3 separate regions of the Mus musculus genome follow, and all the other regions are linked to region 3. The links are chromatin loops, found by intact Hi-C in ENCODE. Cell type or tissue: heart. All regions are shown on one strand.

The links. A loop is a pair of places that touch in the nucleus more often than their neighbours do. Peaks named below come from ENCODE experiments on the same cell type or tissue, not always from the same donor. Only the 100,000 strongest peaks of a DNase experiment are listed, where the experiment ranks them.
Region 1: a loop joins it to region 3, with 4 times the contacts of the local background. A loop is called at or near these places in 7 of 42 quality-filtered maps.
Region 2: it touches region 3 in a loop (2.1-fold over the local background); 4 of 42 quality-filtered maps call a loop at or near these places.

The regions. Positions count from the first base shown.
Region 1 is chr9:59,651,052-59,659,051 of GRCm38, reverse strand. Pkm (pyruvate kinase, muscle) reads right to left here and starts at 2,476. Exons shown (of 11, transcript NM_011099.4): 1 at 2,403-2,476. Gm51708 (a long non-coding RNA gene) reads left to right here and starts at 3,146. Exons shown (of 4, transcript XR_003948336.1): 1 at 3,146-3,215. In heart, CTCF peaks have their summits at 1,617, 2,830 and 3,036; DNase peaks (open chromatin) are centred at 1,671, 2,691 and 5,491; H3K4me3 peaks cover 3,526 bases; H3K27ac peaks cover 3,516 bases.
Region 2 is chr9:59,399,146-59,407,145 of GRCm38, reverse strand. Arih1 (ariadne RBR E3 ubiquitin protein ligase 1) reads left to right here. Exons shown (of 14, transcript NM_019927.2): 10 at 1,291-1,421; 11 at 3,721-3,778. Among named protein-coding and RNA genes, the nearest start is that of Bbs4, 50 kb to the right of the region's middle. In heart, no CTCF peak of the experiment used is centred here; no DNase peak of the experiment used is centred here.
Region 3 is chr9:59,482,635-59,490,634 of GRCm38, reverse strand. It overlaps Arih1 (ariadne RBR E3 ubiquitin protein ligase 1), which reads left to right and starts at 4,261. Exons shown (of 14, transcript NM_019927.2): 1 at 4,261-4,656. The coding sequence starts at 4,288. In heart, CTCF peaks have their summits at 3,973 and 4,757; DNase peaks (open chromatin) are centred at 3,804 and 4,764; H3K4me3 peaks cover 4,083 bases; H3K27ac peaks cover 2,575 bases.

The sequences.
Region 1 (8,000 bases), 170 kb before region 3:
ATCTGCATGCCTCTGCCTCCTGAGTGCTGGCAAACAGTTCTTAACAAATTTCCCTACAAATTAAATAATTTAAAATATAATGCTTAAAATGAAAATAGCTATGTACTAAATAAGTGATTAGTATTCATATAGTTTGGCTTAAGCAATAATTCAGAAATGCCTCGAGAGAAACTGCCAATCTGGATACTGGTTGTTCTATGAAAAGCTGCTGTGCCAATCATTCAAGAATGAAAATATGCCGTCTAGAAGCAGCCACTCCACATTTCCACTCTTATGGTCACCTTCATTTAGGTGATACCCGCCACCTCTGGAAACAGGGTATCACCCGCTCCATGTTCTCAAGCTCACAGGCCTTCCTCCCAAGTACTGGGATTAAAGCTGAACCACCACACTCAGTCTGAGTGAGACATGTTTAATTCAGGGAAAATGCACGCTATTTGACTCACTAAAAAAGAGGGAACCTTACAACACTTCAGAGAACAAGTGTGGTCCCCTCACTCACCCAAGGAAGAAAATTTTCTCAAAAGCCGCAAAGTTGAAAGGTTGAGTCATCTTGCCCAGACCCGGTGATGGTTTACACTACTTTCCCAAAGAACACCCTCACTGCCTTTCCTACAGCATAATCAGGCCATCAGAGGGCAAATTATTTGCTAACAATGCTTCCTTGAGTCTTGATCTGAGCCCCCCCACCCCACTGTTGGGGCAACAGTACCAAACTTCCTACAAGCCAGAAGGCATAAAAGGCTTACTTGAACAAAGAGGACCGGAAGGCTTCTATCTGGGTACCTGTTTCTTTGTTTCTACCCTCACAGCCAAAGACAAAGGCTGCACAGATTTCTCCCTTTAGATAGCTCTTTCTCAGGAGAGCTGCAATGTAACATTAATTACTTTGTAAACACTGACGGGATTCCAGAGAGAATTTGTTTCCATGGGCATACTGGGTATTCAGAGCCTACCTGCCTCCCCAAGCTTACCCCTAATGTGCATAAAAATAGTAAGGAGACAGAATCAAGTTGGTAGCCTTCAAGGTAACTACTTCATTCATTGACCAAAAGGATATAATGCATGCCCTTCTGGATATTTCACCCGAGGTTAGTCACTACATCGAGGATGGCCCGTACTTACAAGGAGACCAGTAATTTAGCAGCCTGGAGTGACACAGGACCAGAGGCCAAACCTAAGAATATTAATAGATCACACCGGATTCCAAAACCTAGCTGCCTCCATGCACGACTGGATTTTCACTATAAGGTTCACTTTTTCCAAACTACCAGTGTCCTGGATTTGGAAAAAGTGGTCGAGCTCTTATCTTACTATGACTGGGTATTTACTGGGTCTTTATAGCCTTCAGACTAGAAGATGCCCGGCTTTTTCAAAACCAGTATGCCGGCCACCTTGTGCATGCAGCCCCATCTTCCTCATAGCACTGACTTGACAAAATCTGCTTCCCTAATTAGACCGAGCTCTGTGGGCTATGTGTGTTCTGGTAGCGTCGGGCTCCAGTTTCTGTCGGGAACGGGTATGGGTTGATCGCCCACCCTCCCCCTCGCCAGCACGTGGGAGCAGCATGACCGATTAATCAGACGCATCGCAGTACGTGCCGCCCCTCCGCCGCAGGATGGAGCGCGAGAGCAATGAGGGCCCGTGCCCACCACCAAAAATCTGCGGGCACACAAAACAGGCAGCAATAGCGGCCAACCTTTCTTGCCAGGCCACCGGGAATACAAAAGTTACGTAACTTGTAGCTGCATTACCAAGGACCGCTAGTGACTGCATCCTACCTCCATGCACCGGACCACGAGGAGTCCGCGGACGTGACTAGAATGCGGGGGGAGGGGAAAAGCTGCGAGGGGGAGGGGCGAGGATATGGAGGTTGAAAGGATGCTGCGGCGCGGACGTGACCGGATCGGAGGGGGGAGGGGCGACGAAGAGCTGCGAACACTGGCGCGGGAAGAGAACGCTGACCTGAAAGGAGGATGAACGCGGAGGCTGAATGGGGGGTGGGGGTGGGGTGAGTAGGGGAATTATTTCAAGTAGAGATTAAGAGGAGGGCACCGAATTATGAGGGCACAGAGCTAAGAGGAAGGTCGTAAGTCGTAGTGGATGTAGGAGGACGAGCATCGGAGCAGGGCGAGAACAGGGTGGCGAGGATAGCAATAGTAAGATAAGAGGCTGGAACCAGATTGAGATGGAAGAGAGAGCAGAATGAGACCGTGGGAAAGGAGCTAGCCGGCCACCCTCAATTTGGAGGATTAAGACTTGGACTCAAGTGTGGCTCCTCCCCAACCCGGAGTGGGATGCTCGATGCCTGGCGCCTGAGTCCCGCGTGGGCAGGCAGGCCTGCGTTACACACCAGTGGGCATCGGCTCTGGGGACAGATGGCTTAGGTTCTCCCCGCTCACCTCGGGCGTACTTCGGTTCCTGCTGCGATACCTAGAGCGGACGTCAGTCAAGTGAAGACGAGTCGCTGCTGTGCGGGGCTGCGCCGACTGGGCCTCAAGGTTATCACAGCTGCGGGCCGCCGCAATCCCTCCGCAGCCCCGCCCCTCGCCCAATCCGGGCTGCGGCCGGCGGCGCCCCGCCTCTCAACGGGGCGCCCGCACCTCCTGAGAGAAGCTCAGGGTAGGCGGGACAAGCAGGTTGCCCTTTTGAGGAGGACTACCTTCCGTGGCGGAAGGACATCGTAGACCAAATTTGCTCAAGGGTTATCCTGTTGACCAATGGGGAAGTGGTGAGGGAGCAAGGCCCGCCCACCGGGCCAGCGCCGCCGCCGCCACCACCACCCCTAGGTTCCCGGGCGCCACCGCCACCTGTTGCTTTAGATCGGCTACAAAATGTTCCCTTTTTGGCCTTTTGCCCAGGTCTCCCCATCTGCCCTGGCCTACCAGGGCGGTGCCCAGATTTATAGGTCCACGGACATTCCTCCAGCCCCGCCCGGAGACTCTCCACCCTCCCGGCGCCCGCCCCAGTACACCCTCTGAGGCTGAGCGGAACGGGAAGCTGGGGTGATGGGAGCAAGAGAGTGGTGGAAGGTCTGGGCTGCCTCCTAGAGGGTTCCAGACTTAGAGGCTGGGTAGGAAGAACTTAAGTCTCTCTTTGGAACGTGAGCGCGACCTCCTAATAAGGAGGGCTAGATTGGACCCATGTTAATACTTTGAGTCTCGAATCCTGCACTTTTAAAATGCCTGGACCTGGACGCAGCAAACCAATCCAAGGTAATTAGTGCAGAACTGGACCTACGTGTAGCCATTATCTATGCAGGAGTCAACACTGGTTTTTGACTCAGGCGTGTATGTATTTAAATTTGTAGTATTGGAGGCATTAACAATTTTTTCCCTACAAAGTATTTTCTAATTTCCCAACTGTTAACACTAGTCTTCATTCCGCAGAGTTTTGAAAGCAGATACAATGTTGCCACATTCTAAATGGGAAGACTGTACCTTAGGTTTTGGATTTTTTTTGGTTTTGTTTTGTTCTTTTGTTTTTCTTGGTAAAAGATGGGTGTGACCATTTCAAGCAGACACTTCTTTGTAGTTGAATCACAGGCCTTCATCCCATTTTCGGTCAGTTTTGATTAGAGGGAAGGGTAACATAAATGCAATTTGTAGTGAAATAAAGTTTTTTAGTTTCTTCTATAAGTCCCCTTGGTCCCCTTAGTTTAGGGAAGTAAATGCTTGGTTATTATGGTGGAAAGAACATGAAGTTGGGGAGGGGGAGGTTATATCTGTGGAGGAAATCATTCCTTTCTGCAAGAGAAGGGGGTAGAAGAAATGACCTCTTTGTGCCTTGGACACACACACACAAAAGAACCATAGTGTTCAACAGGGTGACAGTTATCTATCTACTCATGTTGAGGTCCACTGTGCATACTGTGCGTCAAGCAGAGTAGCTCACACCTGTAATTCCAACGCTCAAGAGGCCAAAGTCAGTCTGAGCCACACAGATCTAGGCCCACGCAGGTCAGGGTTTCGGTTATAGATTCATATTCATTCTTTTTCTCCCTCCCTCTCTCTCCTCTCCTCTTTTACACACACACAGAGGAATGCACGCACACATGCATTAATGAACTCTACCATCACCACAAATCTAGATACAAAGCTTGGTGATCTTAAGTCTGTGACCTTGACACTTAGGGACTGAGGCAGAACTCCAGGCCAATCTGGATATGGACCCAGACTGACATGAATATCCATTAAACTGGAGAATTGGTGCTAGCCAAGAATTGCTCTTCATCTGCAGGCTTCAATGATCTGACAGTTACACAAATGGGGTCTATGGGAAGTGTTCTCATTAGATGACAGAATGTGTCACAGTAACTTCCTACTATCTTGCTTCTGCTGAGAAATCGGCATGGTATAGAGGAGTACATAGTTAGGTTGTATCTTATCTTTGTTCTAGTTTAATCACTAGCCCTATAGACTATACCTATAATTTAACATGTACAGTCCGTTAAAAGTAACTTGAGGACAATCCCTATTTCACAGGGTGGAGTTTGATCAGTTAATTATATGTGAATGAGTCCAACAGTGCCCAACTCAATGCTTCCCTCTCTCCTATGACTTCATATTATTCTAAAGGACATATATCCCCAGGTTTGCTGCTAAGTCAGGGGCAATCAGACACCACAGAAATATTAAAACTATTACCTCAGAAACACCTATGTTTCAAGAAATGAGTTTTATCCATGTGGAAGTACAGAATGATCACTGTGGCTACTGTTCATCATCAGACAAAATAATTATCTTTCCAATAAGGGACTTTAAAAATGATCAATGAAAAATTGTATATTAGACAACTTTCATATTCTGCAGCTGGGCGGTGTGACACACTACTCTAATCTCAGCATTTGGATGGAGGCAGAGGCAGGTAAATCTCTGAGTTTGAGGCCAGCCTGGTCTGCAGAATGAGTTTTAGGACAGCCAGAGATAGACAGAATCCTTGTCTCAAAAAAACCAAACAATAAAGAATATTCTGAGGGGGGAAAAAAAAGCGAAGACAGGAAAACAGTGGGTCAAGTGCACTCTTCCTAAGAGGTGCCACCTTTTCCTTAGATGTGTTCTTCACACTATGTCTGCCCTTACAGGCTGGCTGCCTGGTTCACTCATTCCAAGGACAACTAGAACTAAAAAGACTTCGGGTCCTCTTCTGTGCAAAGTTATTTCTGCAGAAAGTTTTAAGAGGGCAGCATCTCTGGCCCAATGGTGGTGACAGTGTGAGGTGTTCTGAAACTCAATTTGTGGAAAGTCCTTTGCTCCAGAAGCTAGTAGTTCATCTAAATGAACTGAAGCCTACCTTTTTCTCATCCCTGGGGCTGGAGGGCTCCAGTGGAATTGTGTCATCCACAGAACTTCCTCCTCACCACCTATAAGAAGCCAAGATATCACTAGGTCTATCCAGAATAATTCTGTGATCCGTGAGAGCCAGTAATGACTCAGCAGCAGACACTGCTGCTCCTTCCCAGATAGAATTAAAGGCAGAAGGAAGCTCCTCCCCCACTGATGGCCACATCCTTACCACAAACTGAGTCATGGCCACACCCAGCCTGTATGGAAAACTACCGAGGATAGGAAGGAAGGTGAAGTTCAAGGAGTTTTTAAATTTTGAGTCCAATATACTCTCTACTTAGCATTGAGGAAAACAGTTCCTTTTCCTGACCCGTGAGGCAAGATTGCTTACACTCAGATAAATGAAAGGTGGGCTGTCACTGGCCTCTGTGAAGAATGCTGTCCTGTAGCTCACACTTGTCTTTAAGGACCCCAGCCCTTTCACCTTCTAAGTAGCCAGGCCCCCAAGTCTTCCTCCATGGTTGTGAGCAGGTAAAAACACCAGACCCTACCAAGCAATTTTCTCTGCAGTAGAGGCATTCTTCTGTCAGATAAGGCTTTTTCTTCCTTATACTGCTGAGGAATGAACCCAGACCTTTTATGTATTAAGCAGAGGTGCTGCAGCCTAGCCACAGCCCCTGCTTTCAGAAGGCATTCTTGATTTTGGCTAGAATTTTTTAATCTCATGTTTTGAATTATCAGGCATTATGAACTTCTGAGATTAGTTTTCCAGTGGAGAACTATAAAATATGTATGATTTCATTGATATAAAAATGTTTATAAGTAGGAAATTTTTCTTAATTTCTAAAACTGCCAAAAATGCTATATAACATGTGAGGAGCCACACCTAAGGTGGAGTTAGAGCACCAGCTGATTTATAACAGTAGCAAACTTAGTTATGAAGTAGCAACAAGAATAACTTCATGGTTGGGGGCCACCACAATATGAGGAACTGTATTAAGAGGTTGCCGCATTAAGGAGGTTGAGAACCATTGCTCCAGATACATTTACGGTCTCTGAAGAAAATGTATCTTCTATCTTTGCTATCAGCAGTAAATGAGGCTATAATCACAGAACCAGAAAAGGAATTCTGGAATCAGGTTACTATGATTAGCTGTGGAACATAGCAAATTCCTTATCCTCTAAGACTATTTTCTCATCTGTAAAATGGGCCTATTTCTGAGGCTTTTATGAGAATTAGGAGTTAATATATATGTAGCATGCTTGCAACAACATATACTAACACAGTAGTATAAGATGTTATCAAAATATTAAGGTACTCTGCACACTACCTGGAAACTAATTTATAAGAACTAAAGTATGCTAGTAATCTCTGATACGGTATCATGGGTTACAAAGTCTTCTCAGGAGGATTTTCAGTTGCATGAGTCCACTGATAGTCATTTGGTGAACTATTATTTCTGTTAGGCCTGAGTCTTAGAAGAGTGTTAGAATATACTCGCTATTTCCTTTTTGAGATGGGATTCTTGGTCAGTTGTTCACATTGGTTTTGAAATCCTGGGCTTAACTGGTTCTCCTGCCTTAGCCCCCAGAAGATAAGCTGAGACTGTAGATGAACCCTACCATAGTCATTTATAATGTACTAGTCATAAGGACTTAGGAAGATAATGAAGTAGGTTCTTCAGGAAGGGTCTTTAAGAGTAGTATTGACTTGTTCAAAATGTCAGGAACCACAACACAAGTAAGATACCTAGGTAAGAAGGTGTTGTGACATACAATAAAGGTCACAGAAGACAATAACTAGTTTATTGAAAGCAATAGCTATAGTAGAATTTGAAATTGTTATCACTGGAAAGCTGGGCTTTTGCCAGGCATGGTGTTGTGCCCACCTTTAATCACAGCACTAGAGAGGCAGAGGCAGGCAGACCTCTGTGAGTTCAAAGACAGCCTGGTCTATAAAGTGAATTCCTGGACAGCCAGGGTTGCTGTACAGAGGAACCCTGTCTTGAAAAACTATCCTAAAAAAAAGAAAGAAAGAGAGAGAGAAAAGGAGGGGGGGAGGGAGAGGGAGAGGGAGGGAGAGAAAGAAGGGAGAGAAGGAGGGAGGGAGAGAAAAGAAAAGGGAAGAAAAGAGAAAAGAAAAGAAAGAAAAGGTAGGCAGGCTAGGATTTTAAAGGAACTTTGTGGTATTTTCTGTATTTATATCTGGTTTTCATTAATATTTGGAAATGTTCAACATACCTCAGCTGTGCTTAGAATTAAATAAGGGAACTAGGCATGGTAGCGACGCCTTTAATTCCAGGGCTTGAGAGACCAAGGCAGGTGGTTCTTTGTGAGTTCCAAGCCAGCTTGGTTTATACATAGTGAGTTGTAGGCCAGACGAGACTACATAGCAAGACCTTATCTTAAAAATTAAGTTTTTTGGGTACATGGAACAAGTAAGAAAGGCCAGAAGCTTCCTTAATAAGACAAACCAAACCTTCCATGGTTATCCAGTGTCAAGACAGAATAACCTACCTGTTCAGGGAATTCCAACTTCTTCCTGGTGAATTCTCACTCCAAATCCTGATGGCCCCTGGCCCCCTTGGGGCCTCAAGTACACTAAGCAAGCATTTTACAAAGGAACTATACCCACAGGCTATGAGCCTTTCTTAAAGGACTTCCCGCTAGAGAACTCAGCTTTCTCGCACCTGTCAATTTATCCCTTCACCTCAC
Region 2 (8,000 bases), 83 kb after region 3:
CTCTTTAAGTACAGTTTTTAAAAAAAAATGAGGGGCTGGAGAGAGAGCAGTTAAGAGCACTGACTGCTCTTTCGAAGGTCCTGAGTTCAAATCTCAGCAACCACATGGTGGCTCACAACCATCCTTAATGAGATCTGATGCCCTCTTCTAGTGTGTGTCTGAAGACAGCTACAGTGTACTTATGGATAATAATAAATAATTTTTTTAAAAAAAATGAAAAATTTGAGCTTCAGTATGAATTCAGTTTGAAAGTCAAGGTCTGCTTACCTGACTGTGTGAACCCAGACTGCTCATAGATGGATTCTATGTGGCCTAGAATTAGTTTCTTTGTTATTTCCATTTTGTCATTTATTCATGAGACAAGCAGGAATAAGTAACACCAATACAAGATTTACAGGTTTATGGTGCATATAAAGCCCTGAAAAACAGTGCATGGATAGTTAGTTGCTCTCAGCTAGGTGACGGCACTGAGCATTGTGTAGAGTAAAATACTTACCTTCAGTAAAACTGTGTTCAAAATATTGTGATTGTTTTTATTTGGGTGGGGAGATGGCTCATCAGCTTTTCTTCAAGTAGGACCCTGATTCATCAAGTCCCAACTCCTGCATGGCTGCTTACCGCTTTCTAGAATTCTCTTTCTAGAAGACAGGGTGCCCTTCTGGTTTCCAGAGCCACTTGCACACAGATGGCAAACACACAGACATACCCTTAAAAATAAATTTTAAAAAACTATTACATTTTTTAGTCTATTAATACCCAGTAATAACCAGGTGGTGATAGTGCACACCTTTAATCCCAGCACAAGGGAGCCAGAGCCAGGTGGATCTTTGTAAGTTCAAGGCCAGCCTGTCTACAGATTGAGTAGAACTGTTAACACAGAGAAATCTTGTCTTGAAAAACACAAACAAGCCGGGTGTGGTGGCGCACGCCTTTAATCCCAGCACTCGGGAGGCAGAGGCAGGTGGATTTCTGAGTTCGAGGCCAGCCTGGTCTACAAAGTGAGTTCCAGGACAGCCAGGGTATACAGAGAAACCCTGTCTTGAAAAACCAAAAAATACCAAAAAGAAAAAGAAAAAGGAAAAAAAGAAAAACACAAATTAAAAAAAAAAAAAGCAAACAAGACTAACGAAAGAGCCAGTAATAATATACTTTACATTTAATGATCTTTAATAGATTCCTACTACTTTTTAAAATAACTTATGTGTATAAACTCAAATCAATGAAGTCTAGAACTAGCTTCTGTCCTCAATGGTATAGCATTGACACCAACTCTATAGTTTTTTTCCATAGGAATGTCCCAAATGCCATGTCACAATTGAGAAGGATGGCGGTTGTAATCACATGGTCTGTCGTAACCAGAACTGTAAAGCAGAATTTTGCTGGGTGTGTCTTGGCCCTTGGGAACCGCATGGATCTGCCTGGTAGGTTGGACAAATGGGAGAGTACATTCATGTAATTATAGGATGTCTACCATGTACAAATGGTATTTCTGCCTTTGATAATTGCCTGACGAGCTAAAAAAGATTAATATGTCGTTTCAACATTATATGCAAGATAACCACAGAGAGGTATTTTGTAGTCCTATTTCTCACAGGAATTAATAATTGAGATTAAACCTATGCATTGAGATTTCATTAGTTGAAAAATTTGGAAACAGTAAAAGGAATACTGTGAACGGAGGTGAAGTAGTGTTTTCAGCTCATGATTTAAATTTTTAGTTACATTGTCTGGTAAGTCGTCTAGTAGAGTTTAATGGCAGAAATTTACTTGTGTGTTTTCCTTATGCTTCACATCATTAGACGACAGTTTTGTCGTCTTAACTAAAAAGTGGAAAGCTACTGAACAAAGATCTGTATTTTTAGCTTCTCTTTGAAGTAGGCTTGCCTTCCTATTGGGAATAATTACCTAGAACTGGAAAATAGTCCCTTCAAATGGCCCACTGATGTCTAATTTTATAAGTTTTTCAAGACTGATAGTTAATGTTAGATGCATATGCCATTGTTAATTAACCTGTTGGAGATGAGTTCCAGGATGCTCTGTGAATAACAAAATCTGAGCATGCAAATGGTCATCATGTACACTTGTATAGTATTTGCATGCATGTGCCTCCTTCTGCATATTTTATTTAAACTATTTCTAGATTACTTAGCACACAATAAATGTTTTGTAAATAGTATTTTTTAGGGAATAATGACAAGAATAAAGGATCTGTGTGCTCAGTGCAATTATGACTTTTCTTTAGGTATTTTTTTTCTCCAGTAAAGATTTGATTTGTGGTACCTTCCTGTTGACTACCTACTAAGTTGGAAGGGATAGAGAAAGTTAGGAAATAGACTGCATTATAAAGTAATAGTAGTTTGGATGTTGTAAGGATTTTTCATGTTTGTGGTTCTGTATCACACAGATGCTCACACATGGTTCAAAAACTGCCCACAAGGCCTGAAGAGACCATTAAATAACTTGAAATTAGAGTTCTAGAAGGATTTGGGCTACCCATTGTGTGTTTTGGGAATCAAACTATGCCCTTCTGCAAGAGTAGCAAGTGCCCTTAGCCATTGAGCCACTTCTTAGACTAATTTACTTTTAACATCTAAATTCATTTTTTTTATTCAATTTTTTTATTTGGGATAGAGGGAGGGATGGCGTTTTTTAAATTCTTCCTATAGGGGTTGGGGATTAGCTCAGTGGTAGAGCGCTTGCCTAGCAAACGCAAGTCCCTAGGTTCAGTCCTCAGCTCTGGGAGAAAAATGTCTGAGGGAAGAATAGAAGGTTCAGTGTTAACAGATGCTGTAGCATTGTGTTAGCTCTCAACTTCCTGCCCTGAACTGCCTCTGTTCATTAATGAACTGTGAATCACACATTGAAAGTCCACTGCAATTGGTAGTTAAGCATTAAATAAGTAGCCCAAATCAGAATGTAGTCTTTAATAAAAGGTACATAGTAGCTAGGTATGGTAGCCTGTAACTGTAATCCCAGCACATGGGGGCAGTGCCAGGCAGATCTCTGAGTTCTGGGTCAACCTGCTCTGGGTAGGAGATCTCAAACCAGCCGGGGCTACTTAGTGAGAACCTGCCTAAACAACAACAAAAAAAGGTAGGTACTAACAAGGACAAAAGAAGTGCCAGTCATTTTCACTCTGAGCTAATTTCTCTGGACGTGTTTCCTCCTCCTTCCATCCTCTTTTTACATGTCATTCAGTATCAGAGACAGCTAATAAGTCATAGTAGTGTGTAAAGTCCATAGCACAAGCAGCTCTTACATAGTAACTTGCTGATTGTTGGCTCTTTGATTTATAAAAGGAGATAGACCGTGAGTATAGGATAGCTTAGGAGATGAGGTGGTCTCTTCAGAAGTAGAGTTAGAAGTCTAGGCAAATGTAAAAAGAAGCTATCTACTACAGTGTTTTCTCGTGGTTGCAGTGTAGCTGCTTTGGGATGGACTTACCTAGGAGGTGCAGAGTTTTCTACTTCCTGGAGAGTTGATCTAATCCTTTAGACAATCGAAATACTATGTTTTTGGTGTATGGCCAGCCCTCCCAGTGTACTTTATTTGGTCTTTTATTTCTATTATTGCAATAATAGAAACCTTTGACATCTCACTTTATCTGTTGTAAAATAGAATGCTGGTTCTAGACAATCACTTAGTACACATTAAAGTGCTACATTCTTTTTACTTTTTAACTGATTATGGTTTTTTGAAATCCTCTTAATTTTCTTTAAGGTACAACTGTAACCGCTATAATGAGGATGATGCAAAGGCAGCAAGAGATGCCCAAGAGGTGAGTGCAGCCACGGCAGCACAGCACTGGCTTGGGATTTCTGACACACGTGTAATTTTGCAAGAAGCATTCAGTTCTGAATTGTCGTAGACACTACAGTAAACCCTAAATGTCTTAAACTTAGAAGAGACTTTTTATAGTACTTACCAGTTCAGTTTTGTTTTCTGATATGGGCTCCCTAGCCCAGATTGCTATCAAACTCATGTTACTTTTGCCTCTGTGTCTTCCAGAGTGCTGATTATCGGCATGTGCATTATGCTTAGTCTTTTGTGTTTGTTGTCTATTTTGAGGCAAGCTCTGGCTTTGTACCTTGTATTTCCGAGTCTGAGGTTACAGGAGTATGCCCATCATGCTCTTCCATAAGGACAGTCGTGTTTATTTGCTTTCTTTTAGTTAGGCTAGTAATGTTGCTTACTTTTAGGTCCCAATGGTGGTATGATATCAGCACTCACTCCCACATTCTGCTCATTCAGAAAGGAGAATAAGAGTTGAGCAGTTGTTGAGGGAACAGCAGCTGTTTTTGTATAGAGCACACAATGTGTCACTTATTTTTACTTTTTATTTTTACTTCATTGTTCTTGTAGTTCTGATGGGTCACTTGATTTGAAATAGAATCTCAGGAGTTTAGATAGAAAAATGACCTGCTATTAGGGAAAGGATTCAAACAGTAGATTTGAATTTATAATACTTTGGTTTTGGTTTTTTTGTTGTTGTTGTTGTTGGGTTTTTTGTTTTGTTAAATCTCGTAATTTTATAGTAGTTGTAGAACCATTGTTTGTTTGTTTTATACTTAGCCATTTTTATTGAAATCCCTAGAGACTCCCCCCCCCCCCAAATGCTCTTTTTTTTAAATGGCTTTCCCAGCTGGATATAATCGAAACCATGTGTTGCAAATGTTTGGTTTTGTTCAATTTTTTAAAGGCATTTCTTTATATTTTCTAGATGTGGCATATTGTTGTGTGCTTATAATCCCAATACTCTGGAGGCTTGTAGGATCTTAAATTTGAGTCCAGCCAGTCTCCTCTCACTGAACACACAGACATTTAATCTTTTTAATTATTGGTAGAAATAAAGGGTACTGTGTCTTTTTAAATTACAAATAATGAATGTTTAACAAATGTATGTGATACTTTGGTCCTTTTGGGGTGTGTAGGTCAAATAAAGCCATGCCTGATGGCACAGATGTGTAACCCCAGCTTAAGAGAGTGTTTCAAGAGCATCCTGAGTACAGGCTTGAGTGAGCCACAGAGAGAAGTTGATAACCATTTAGTGAATTGGAAGCAATTCAGTGAGATCCTGTTTCAAAAGGATGCTGCCTGTGTGTGGAACTGGGAACATGGCTCATTGTTTAAAACAACTTAAAAATGCAAGAATACATATTCATATTCTGATCTGTAGCATCCATCTTGTGGCTGCCTGTGGATAGCTAGCCAACTGGATTAACCACAATCAACAGGATCCCTATTCAGTGAGAGTCCATGCCTCAACAAATCTAGAACTGTGGCTCTTGACACAAACACATGCACATGAAGGGTAAAAGAGAGCCATTGAGTAAAAGTAAAAGTATTTGCTTTATTATAACTCTGATAAACCTGTGTTTGATCCAGTATGGATGTCAACTCTTAACTTCCTATACACACACACAAATTGGCGAGTGTGTGAGGTGGGGGGGTTGAATCTCAATGTTGAGTTTGCCTAGTATATACAAGACTTTTCACAGCATTGGGGTGGGAATGAAACCTGTAGTCTGTATGATATCCGCTATGATTACTCAACTCTGTTTTTCCCCTTACTGCTAAGGAAGTCATAGGCTTTGACAGAAGACTGTGATGTGACTGTTTCAAAAAGCTTTACCTATGAAAAGCAGTTGGTATTTATTTTTGACTGGTAGGCCAATTTGCTAGTTTGGGTTATTTTGGGAACTCTTTTTAAATCGTGAATTTGTTTCTCATTCCAGATCCTGGCATTTGTTATTTGTATTGGAAGTTTTCTCCTGTGATTTTTGAGGGTTTTGTTTCTAGGGTTGATGAGATGATGATGATGATGATGATGACGACGACAACGATGTCATCATCGTCACCTGGCCTAGAGACCCAAGCTAGCCTAGAACTCAGAAATCTACCTGCTTTTCTCCTCCTGAGTGCTAGGATTAAAGGCATATACTACCACACCTAGCTTAATTGAGTTTTAATGGGAAATAGTTTGAGATTCATCAAGTATATTAAAGTTCTCTAATACTTTGTGTGGTAATGTGATAAGTTCGGGTTTCTGTTAGATTTTGGGAATTTGACAAATTTGCAGATAGTAGCACTTAGTGGACTGTTGACATTGCCAGGGAGATTACTTTCCACGTATTATATTTGCATGTTGCCATAATTTTTAGGTCATAACCGTTGGTTTTGTACCTACCTGGGTCTTAAAATAATACAGCTTTGTCAGGCATGGTTGATGCATGCTGTAAAGACGGCTCTGGAGAAGTGAGAAGCAGAAACAGGGGCATCTTGATTTCGAGGCCACCAGAGCTCGTTCCCAGACCCTCTCAAAATAGAGAAGGTGAAAAACAAAACATTGTTCCATCCATCCATCCATCCATCCATCCATCCATTCATCCATCCATCCTACCTAATCAATCTATCTATCTATCTATCTATCTATCTATCTATCTATCTATCTATCTATCTATATTTTGAGGTGCTTCAGTGTTGTGTATGATATTTGGGCATGTTATTAAATAGTCATGTGGTTTAGAGTTGATGTTTAAGAGACTATAGACCAACCTACCTACCTTTCTTCTTTCTCTTTCTTACCCCCTTCCCTCTTTTCCTTCCTTCCTTTTTTTCTTTCTTTTTTCTAAGACAGGGTTTCTCTGTGCCATGGCTGTCCTGGAACTCACTCTGCAGACCAGCCTGGCCTCAAACTCAAAAATGCTCCTGCCTCTGCCTTGCAAGTCTGGAATTAAAGGAGTGTGTATATTTCTATATAGAATATTGTATGTATTATCTGAGATGTACATACACGTAAATACATGTGTACATGTGTAAGTATGTGTGCACATGTGTGTGTATATATATGTATTTAAACATGCACACACATAAATCAGAATGTATATGTGCTGTGTGTGTATATATATATATATACACATACATACATACATACATACATACATACATACATACATACGCATATATATAAAAAGCCTCCTGGATATCTATTGTTTTTAGACTTTAAATAATGAAGAGGGAGGAATAGAACTGCATGTGGTAAGCTCATCCTTAATATTTACTAATCATTTTGCGTATATTATCAGGTGCCAAGTGAACATTTTAAAACAGTTGAACAAATCTAGAGACTACAGAAAAATGTAGGAGTCTTTGGGTCAGCTATTTTTGTAAGACAATACAATTTTAAAATATCTCTCAAGTCAAAGATTATATTGTTTCATTAATAAATAACAGGCTTATTGGATACCATTATTGTATGTAGATATATTGGATGGGTGTTTGAAAATGAACCCTGTGACTAATGCCAAACAAACCTGTGCTTCACTGCTATACTACATCTCTAGCTCTCCAGCCTGCACTGCTAGGTTGTAACTGTGTAACTTATGTCTACATTTGGGAACTGGGGGCACACAGACAGACAGACAGAGTCTTAACTCTGTAGCTGTGGCTGGTCTGGATTTATGCTGTCCTCAATTTTGGCAATCTTCCAGTCCTCTGTTTTCTGAGTGCTGGCATTATAGACATGCACTTTCACACACAACATCATATCTAAAGATATCACTTATTTGAATCTACTATTGTTCAGATGATTTCAATTTTGTTATAAATTTATTTGGGGTTTTATTTTTGAGGCAGAATCTCATAAAGTATCTATTAAAATTTAAATATTTTGTAGGTATATGTGCATACATGTGCATTTTCACAGAGGACAATTCTCAGGAGCTAGTTTCTTCCTTCCAATTGTGATCTGGGATCAGATTCAGGTTGTCAGACCTGTGCATAGGTACACTGAGCCATCTTGCTTGCTCAGACTTATTTTAAATAGTTTGTCCAAATTGTATCCATAATTTGGAATTGATATAATAGCCTCATTTTCATTTTATATTATTCCCCTGTCCCTACCCCCACCTTTTAAAAAGATTTATTTTTTTTATATGAGTACACTGTAGCTGTCTTCAGACACACCAGAAGAGAACATCGGATCCCATTACAGATGGTTG
Region 3 (8,000 bases):
ATGTTCCAACAAGCTTGGTAGTCCTACCCCTCCATTGCTGTGACCTATAGTTACATGCAGAATTTCTTTTGAGCAGTCTTCATTATCTATCTGCAGCTTTCCTCAGACGATGTTCCATGGCCCTAAGGTCTCCATTGTAACTTTTCTTTCTTTCTCTTATTCTTTCTTTCTATGTTTTGAGACATGGTCTCTCTACATAGGTTTGGCTGGTCTCTAACTCACAGAGGTCTACACATTTCTGCCTCTCAGATGTTGGGACTAGAGATGTGTACCATTATGCTAGGCTCCACTGTAACTTAGTCTTCACTGACAGTTTCATGCAGTCATCTCCTTGTAGGGACTCAGACCTTGCTTCACGTCGCCTGGCCTTTTCAGCTTTTGGAAATGGTAGTGTAATGACTCTTTAATGCTTGAATTCTGTACGTCTACAAAAACAACTCCATGAATGATGCTTCTGAAGTCTGCTGGCAGCTTTAAATGTGGTACGGCTTTAAACATTATTATTATTATTATTATTATTATTATTATTATTATTACCACCATAGCACTTTAGTTGCCTCTGTGTAACTTGGTTGCCCAACCTCGAGGAAAAAAGCTTCCCTAGGGAGGGAAGAAGCCCATCCATGGCATTCTCAACTCAGGCTCATCTTTTGAAGTGAATTTGCACTTTTACAAGTTGGAATCTTGGTACCAATTTTTCTGTAGCATTTTTCTTGTTGCTGTGACAAATAATAGCTGACAAGATCAACATCATGGAAAAAAAATTTTTTTTTTTGGCTTATAGTTTGAATAGAAACAATTTTATCACGGCAGGGAGTCCATGATTGTAAGGAGGCTCACATTGTATCTATAGTTAGAAATGGAGAAATATACTGGTGTTCTGTCACTCAACATATTGGGCCTATTTTCAAATCACACCCAGATTTAACCACTCATATCTCCAGTGCTTTAAGAGAACTCAAGCCATTATTTTTCTCCACCTGGATTTCTGAGATGGTTTCATAGTTAGCGGTTGTCGCTCTAGCCCATGCTCTACGAAGCACCCAGCTATCTTTTTTTTTGTTGCTGTTGTTTTGTTTTGTTTGAGACAGGGTTTCTCTGTGTAGCCCTGGCTGTCCTGGAACTCACACTGTAGACCAGGCTGGCCTCAAACTCAAAATATCTGCCTGCCTTTGCCTCCCAAGTGCTGGGATTAAAGGCATGCACCACCACTGCTTGGCCCAACTATCTTTTTGAGAACAAGGATCATATTGTTTTACTCTTCTGCTTAAAATCCTTTCAAACTTCCCACCGCTCTATTGTAAATTTCTTAGGATAGCTTATGATTCTCTTCGGGACTTTGCTTCGTTTGTCTTCTCTGGCTTTATCCCTTAATATTATCTAGCTGCTTAGCATATTTCAGTGATGATGATATTTTCAAAGATAAAATTTTAAACATGGTTCAGATGTTTTCAAATTTTAGTATAACTTAAACTCATGTACTCGAGAGGATTGGAAAAGGCAAATGTGGAGTGAATTTTGTTGCTGGTAGTTTTCTCAGTGGCTTCAAACGTGAATCTTCAGTCTTTTGAGATTTTAGTGTTAAAGGTGTGAACCACCACCCACACTACTGGGTTGGAAGTTCGAGGAAACTAGTTAAGGTATAAAGAAGTCATATTATGAAAACAAAATTTAAAACTTAACAGTACTGTCGAGTAGTATTGAGGGTTCAGCTGGCTTTGTGTTTGAAACTTAGCATGCATATTGCTATGCATTTTTCTGGTAGTGGCCAGCCACTGTAGCACCTAAAGGAAGATGACACAAAGGGTTTTTAAGAGTCTTAAAATTGTTATGGCTAATATCAACTTGATGGACCCAGAATTACTCAGAGATAAAGCTCTGGGCAGCTTTATGAATTCATAGATCCAATAACTAAGGTGAGAGATATCCATCCTATGTTTGGGCTGTAACATTCCATAGGCTGGGGTCCTAGACTTATAAGGAGAAAGTGATCTAAAAACTATTGTTCATCTCTCTCTTTTATTCCTGCTGATACAATGTAATAACTGCCTTATACTTCTGTCATCATGCCTTCTTTGACAGGATAGACACTGACCTCACAATGTGAACATTAATCCTCTCCTTCCTTAACTTGCTTTTGTCTGTTATTTGAATAAATAACACAAGAATAAAACAGTGAATGAATACACAAATATTCCTGAATTATTTCCATAGATATACCACAACAGGATGGAGAAGAACAAAGGGTGTTTGTGTCTGTGGTTTGTCTCAGATGTGGCAATAAGTTATAATTGCTAAATAGAAACACAATGACTCAAGGGACCAAGATAACCCAGAACTGTTGTTAAGAGCTTTGATTTGAGCTAGGCATGGTGGTGCATGTCTCAAATCCTAGCATTTGGAGGCAGGGGCAGGAAGGTCAGGAGTTAAGGGTTATCCTGGGTACATGAGATCCTACTTAAAAAACAAACAAACAAACAAACAAACAAACCGAGAAAGGCTCAGCAGGTACAGACAAGCACTTTCCATGTAGCCTGATGACTCTAACCCAACTTCTGTAGTTTACACAGTGAAGTGTGGGCTAATTCCCATAAGTTATCTTCTGATCTACACTTGCCTTGCACTCAACCCAGTTTAAATATGTGTGTGTAAAGAAATAAATCGATCATTTGAAAACAAAATAGACATAGACATTATATAAGTATGTATCTATATATTTTCCACTTTTTCAAAGGCAATTTCTAAACAGAATCTATATCTTAAGTACTGTATCTATTAAGGGTTCAGCTTTAATAGATTTTCAGACTGGCCAATCCTTCAAGTTACTGGAAGAGGGAGGTCTCTTAAGCCTCTACTTCCTTCAAAACACTTTCCTGGCTCTGGTGTCCTATTTTCAAGGTATTAAGTCTAAAGCAAACAAAACAAGATAAACCCAGTCTTGGAAAGGCATTAAGTGCTTTGTCATGACCTCTAACTAATTTGCCCAATACTTCCCATTTACTGATTGAGTTTTAAACTTCAGCCTTGTAACTATTGTGAACCTTCTGTTTTGACCCAAGGCCATCTTCCTCTCCTCCTCTGTTGAAATAGCCATCCATCAACCCAGCTCACTTCTGCACTATTTCCAGATAAGCAGTCTCTCTTGGTCTTTGTAGATGTGGTTTGCCTGCACTGTTTCCTGGAATTATCACTGTAATTTACATAAAATGTAAGATTTATTATGTATCAGAAAACCTCTCTGCTCCATTGCTGGGGACTGAAATTGGGGCCTTTGTGCATGCTGGACAGGTGTATGCCACCACAAGGTATATACACTTTTATTTTTAGAGTCTCGGGTGCCTCCGCTATAATCTGGGTACTAGGACTCTGTGGTAATGAGCACTAATCTATGGAAGGCCCTTAGTGATTGAGGAATTGATGGCCTTAATTGAGGAACAGGACTGTCACATTGTTCCGGACCCTCAAGAAGTGCTTGTCAAGATGAGTTCAGGAACTGAGTCTTTACTATGACGTCACATCAGGGGGACCCAAGAACCGCTGTAGAGCCACGAGTGGACAGCAACACTCCAACTACCTGTCACCCAACTTGGAGGTTCCGCGTACTACTACCTTCCAGGCAGTAACTCGGGCAACCGGAATTTTAGCAGCACAGCTACCGGCTTCCCGGAACTAGCCAGGGCGTGTCAGATGTGCCTGTGAGGCCCGGAAGCGAGAAAGGTCCTCGGAGAAAACCTCCGCTTGGGCGCTCCCCAGACTCCTCCCCACGACCGGAAGGCCCCAGCCTCCTCACGTCAAGGAGCCACAGCTTCCCAGTGTCTCCGGGCCACCGCCGCGCCGCCGCGCTCCCGTCCTGCTCAGGCTCGGCCGTGGGGTCTCCCCAAATACTACGCAGGGGCCAAGGGGCGTGGCGCGGTGACGTGCAGCGGACCGACGCGATGACGTAGCGCGGCGCGGTGACGCACGCCCCTTTGTTGGCTCAGTAGCGGTAGCAGCGGCCGCGGAGGTGGCGCAGGGGACTGTTTTCCGTCCGAGCCCGGAGCGGAGCGGCGTCTGACTGAGGCCGGCAGCAAGCGGCCCCCGCGCTCCCTCCCGCCCTGCTCCGCGCCCTCCCCGCCGCCGCCACCGCCCGCCTCCAACCGCCGCACGCGGGGAGCAGCCGCGGCCCACGGGGCCGGAACCAGGCCTGCGTCCGGACGGCAGCCGGAGCCGGAGCGAGAGCCGGGGCCTCGGCGTCCCCGCCCTCTCCGCGCCGCGGCCAGCGTCTGCCGGGCCCGCGCGCGTCGCGCCATGGACTCGGACGAGGGCTACAACTACGAGTTCGACGAGGACGAGGAGTGCAGCGAGGAGGACAGCGGCGCCGAGGAGGAGGAGGACGACGACGAGGACGAGCCGGACGATGATAACCTGGATCTGGGCGAGGTGGAGCTGGTGGAGCCCGGGCTGGGCGTCGGCGGGGAGCGAGACGGACTGCTGTGCGGGGAGACTGGCGGTGGCGGCGGCAGCGCTCTGGGTCCGGGAGGCGGCGGCGGCGGTGGCGGTGGCGGCGGCGGCCCGGGACACGAGCAGGAGGAGGATTACCGCTACGAGGTGCTCACGGCCGAACAGATCCTGCAGCACATGGTGGAATGTATCCGGGAGGTCAACGAGGTCATCCAGGTGAGGGGCCCCGCCACGCCATCTGGCCCCGGAGCCGGCTTAGGGAGCGGACCCAAGGCGGCCTGTGCGGCGCCGAAGAGCAGGCCAGGGCCTGGCTCGTCACGGGCCTGTGTGCCCTGCCGGCCGGTCGGGAGGTGCGCTTGGGCGGTGCTTCCCGGAGTCCTGGCATGGCGGAGGCCTGGGGCTGCCTGAGCGGCTATGGCCGGCAGTTCCTGCATGACTACGGCCGGAGGATGGGATACCGGGGCGGGCTAGAGGCGGGTGAGGTGGTGAGTGTGAAAGAGGTGTCAGAAAGAACCCGGCCCTTTTCTCAAGGTTTATCCCTAGCCCTTGAGTCTTTTGAGCAGTTTCAGATGGGATTAGGGCAGGCCCTTCAGAGCAGCTTTAGTGTATGATTGCTCCAAGTGGGCACCGGCTAATAAAGAAATGGATCTCCTTGGCAGTCCTAAGTGGCTACTTAAAGGTGGGGGAAGGGAACTATTTCTCGGAAGAGGTGCTGATGGACCTTATTTTCTGATGGTGAGGCTTATGCCTACATTTTTGGGGGAGTGGGAGGAGTATGTTTTCTTTGGGACCTAACTGCTACTTCTTCCATTGGTAGCAAGTAACTTGATGGAAGCTGTTGGAATAGTTATTGCAGATCCCCTACCCACCCTTGCAGCTTCGGCAACAATAAAACACAGTGTTGTCTAATTGGACAAAACTCTATTGTGAATTAGAAAGTAGAGGCATTCCGGCTTCTGGACTCTATTCTCTGAAGGTTTCTGTTTCGTGCATAGAAGTTAAACTTGCTTCAGACCAGAAACTGCATCCTATTTAACGCTATATACATCCCGATTTTGTATTTTTGAGCTTTAGGAAATAAATTTACATTTGTTTGGGGGAAAAGTTGTTACAAATGGGATATGATTGGAAAGTAAAGATAACATAGGACCCGGTGGTGAAAGTCTGAAATTTCAGTTACTTAGAAGGTCGAGGCAGATGGATGGTGGCAAGTTCAAGGCCTACCTGGACTACAGAGTGAGCTCAAAGCTGTCCCGGGCAACTTGGTGAGATTCTCTCAAGATAGAGTAAAAAGAGGGCTGGAGATAATAACAGCTCAGTGGTAGAGCAAAAAGTTCGAGGCTCTAGGGTCAGCCTCGAAAAATGTTGGAAAAATGAAAAATCAGAGTGAAATCTTGATTCATTTTAACTTTTAGAAAATAGTAGCTACATGGAAGGAAACTACATATGAACAAGAAGTTACTCTTTTTTTTAAGCACATTGCTTCTTAACTTTAGAATGGACAGATTATCAGTGTTACTGCCTACTTGCTGACTTTCCATTATTAACATGTTTATGGTTTGATTCAGAAGGCACCGTTTTGCAGATTAAACCTTGTAGGCATTAAAGAATGTGTTTGGTGTAATGGAAAAATCTCATCTAGTGTTGTTGGTAGTGGAAACTCAATTTTCATTGTAGATGATGGTGCATTTTTCAATAAAAAAATAAATGGGAGGATTGTAGAAGTCAGTTAAGTTTCACTGCTCTAGTTTTTATATAATTAATTGAGATTTCTTTCTTTCATTTTTTTTTTTAAAGAAACAAAAAAATTGCATTAGCAAGGAATTTGGTTAAAACTTGAATTGCTTTTATTTACATGCAATTATATTAAATCATCAAACTTACCTAGCTTACTGGCATTAAAATTATGTTTTGAAATAAATCAAAGATATTCTCAAAAATAACTTTTTGACTTAAAAGTGTGTATTTTACTTTAGTTAAATCTCATCCAGTTTTGTCAGTTCTTAGATTTATCTCAGTTACCAGTCAGGTAGCTGTTATGCATGACATTATCCTTTCTTGTTTTAGATAAGAATGAATGCTGATGAACTACTAAGACCTATAAAAACTGGGGATTTTGGTGGGGGTAGGGGGGTAGTGTCGTACTTTTCCATATTTTCTTGATTTATTACTTTAGCATTTATGAGTAATACTGTTCTTAAGTAGCATTCATGAACACCCGAGCATGTATCCCTTGTTGAAAGTTTATAATTAGAAATACCAGTCAAGGCAAAGGTAGGATATATCCCAGACCATCATTCCTTGAGCTAGTATTCTTATACATCTAAACTAGGCTTGATTCTGTTTTAGGTTATTTAAATTCAAAGCATTGCTTGGATGTACAGGCACATTGTAAGAAAAAAAAAATCTCACAAGTAAAGAGAAACTTTACTAAGTAAGTTACCAAGAGACATCAAAATTTGAGCTGTAGCTAGTTTACTGGAACCTACATAGCCATACATATTTAAAAAAAACAAACAAAAACCAGAATGGTTTTGTGTAATTTGTTTTCAGTGGGGAGAAAAACCAGAAAGAATTTCTGAAGAACTTTCTCTAATAAATAACTACTCTTTTAAAGAACTTAGTGATTGCACATTAATTTGTATAGCCAATCTATTTACTGGCTTTTTATAGTTTTTAACTTAAAAGTATACATATCAGAGGTCAGACATAGAATATTTTCTTATTTCTTCGTGTAAGTCCACTTGTAGAATTAAAGTGAAAGGCTCATTTTCAAGGGATTGAGATGGTGTTAAGTGTTTTCAAGTTAAACTAGTTGCCTAATTGTTATCATATAGTCATTTAAAATTTTTGCTTTGAGGAGGGAGGCATATTGTTGCAGGCCTTTAATACCAACATTCTGGAGGGAGAGTCAGGTTAATCTCTGTAGTTGAGGCCAACCTGATCTATAATATATTGCTTTAGAGGACAGCCAGAGCTAGCTACATAGTGAGGCCCTATCTCAAAAAAACAAAACAAAAACAAAATCAAAACAGAAAACAACAACAACAAAACCCTTTTATATATAGTTCTGACTTTGAATTCTCCTGTAGTGTGACTCAGGGCCTGGCATATGCTAGGCAAGTATTCTATCCCTGAGCTATACCCAGGACTTAATATATTCATTATATGTATTTTTGAGACAGGAGTCTCACTGCACAGCTCAGGGCATCCTGGAACTCATGCTATATCATCATTCTGTTTATGACATAGCATGTATTTATACTTTCCCCTCTTTTCATGCTTTTTAATTTATTTCATTTGTGTTTTGAGATCAAATTTCCCTGTATTGCCAAGGCCTTTTCCTTTTCTTTTCGTTTCTCTTGGGCTCCAGTGATGGTCTTGCCTCAGCTTCTTGGGTTCCAGGACTACAAATGTGTCATACACATCAAGTGCTAACTACAACAGGGTGCACTCTCTGTTTTAGCTAGCTACTACTTTTTTTGTTTATTTGTATTTTTTTTAAAAAAATTAAAAAGGTCTTTATTTAAATTGTGTCTATGTGTGGGTATGTGGGTGCC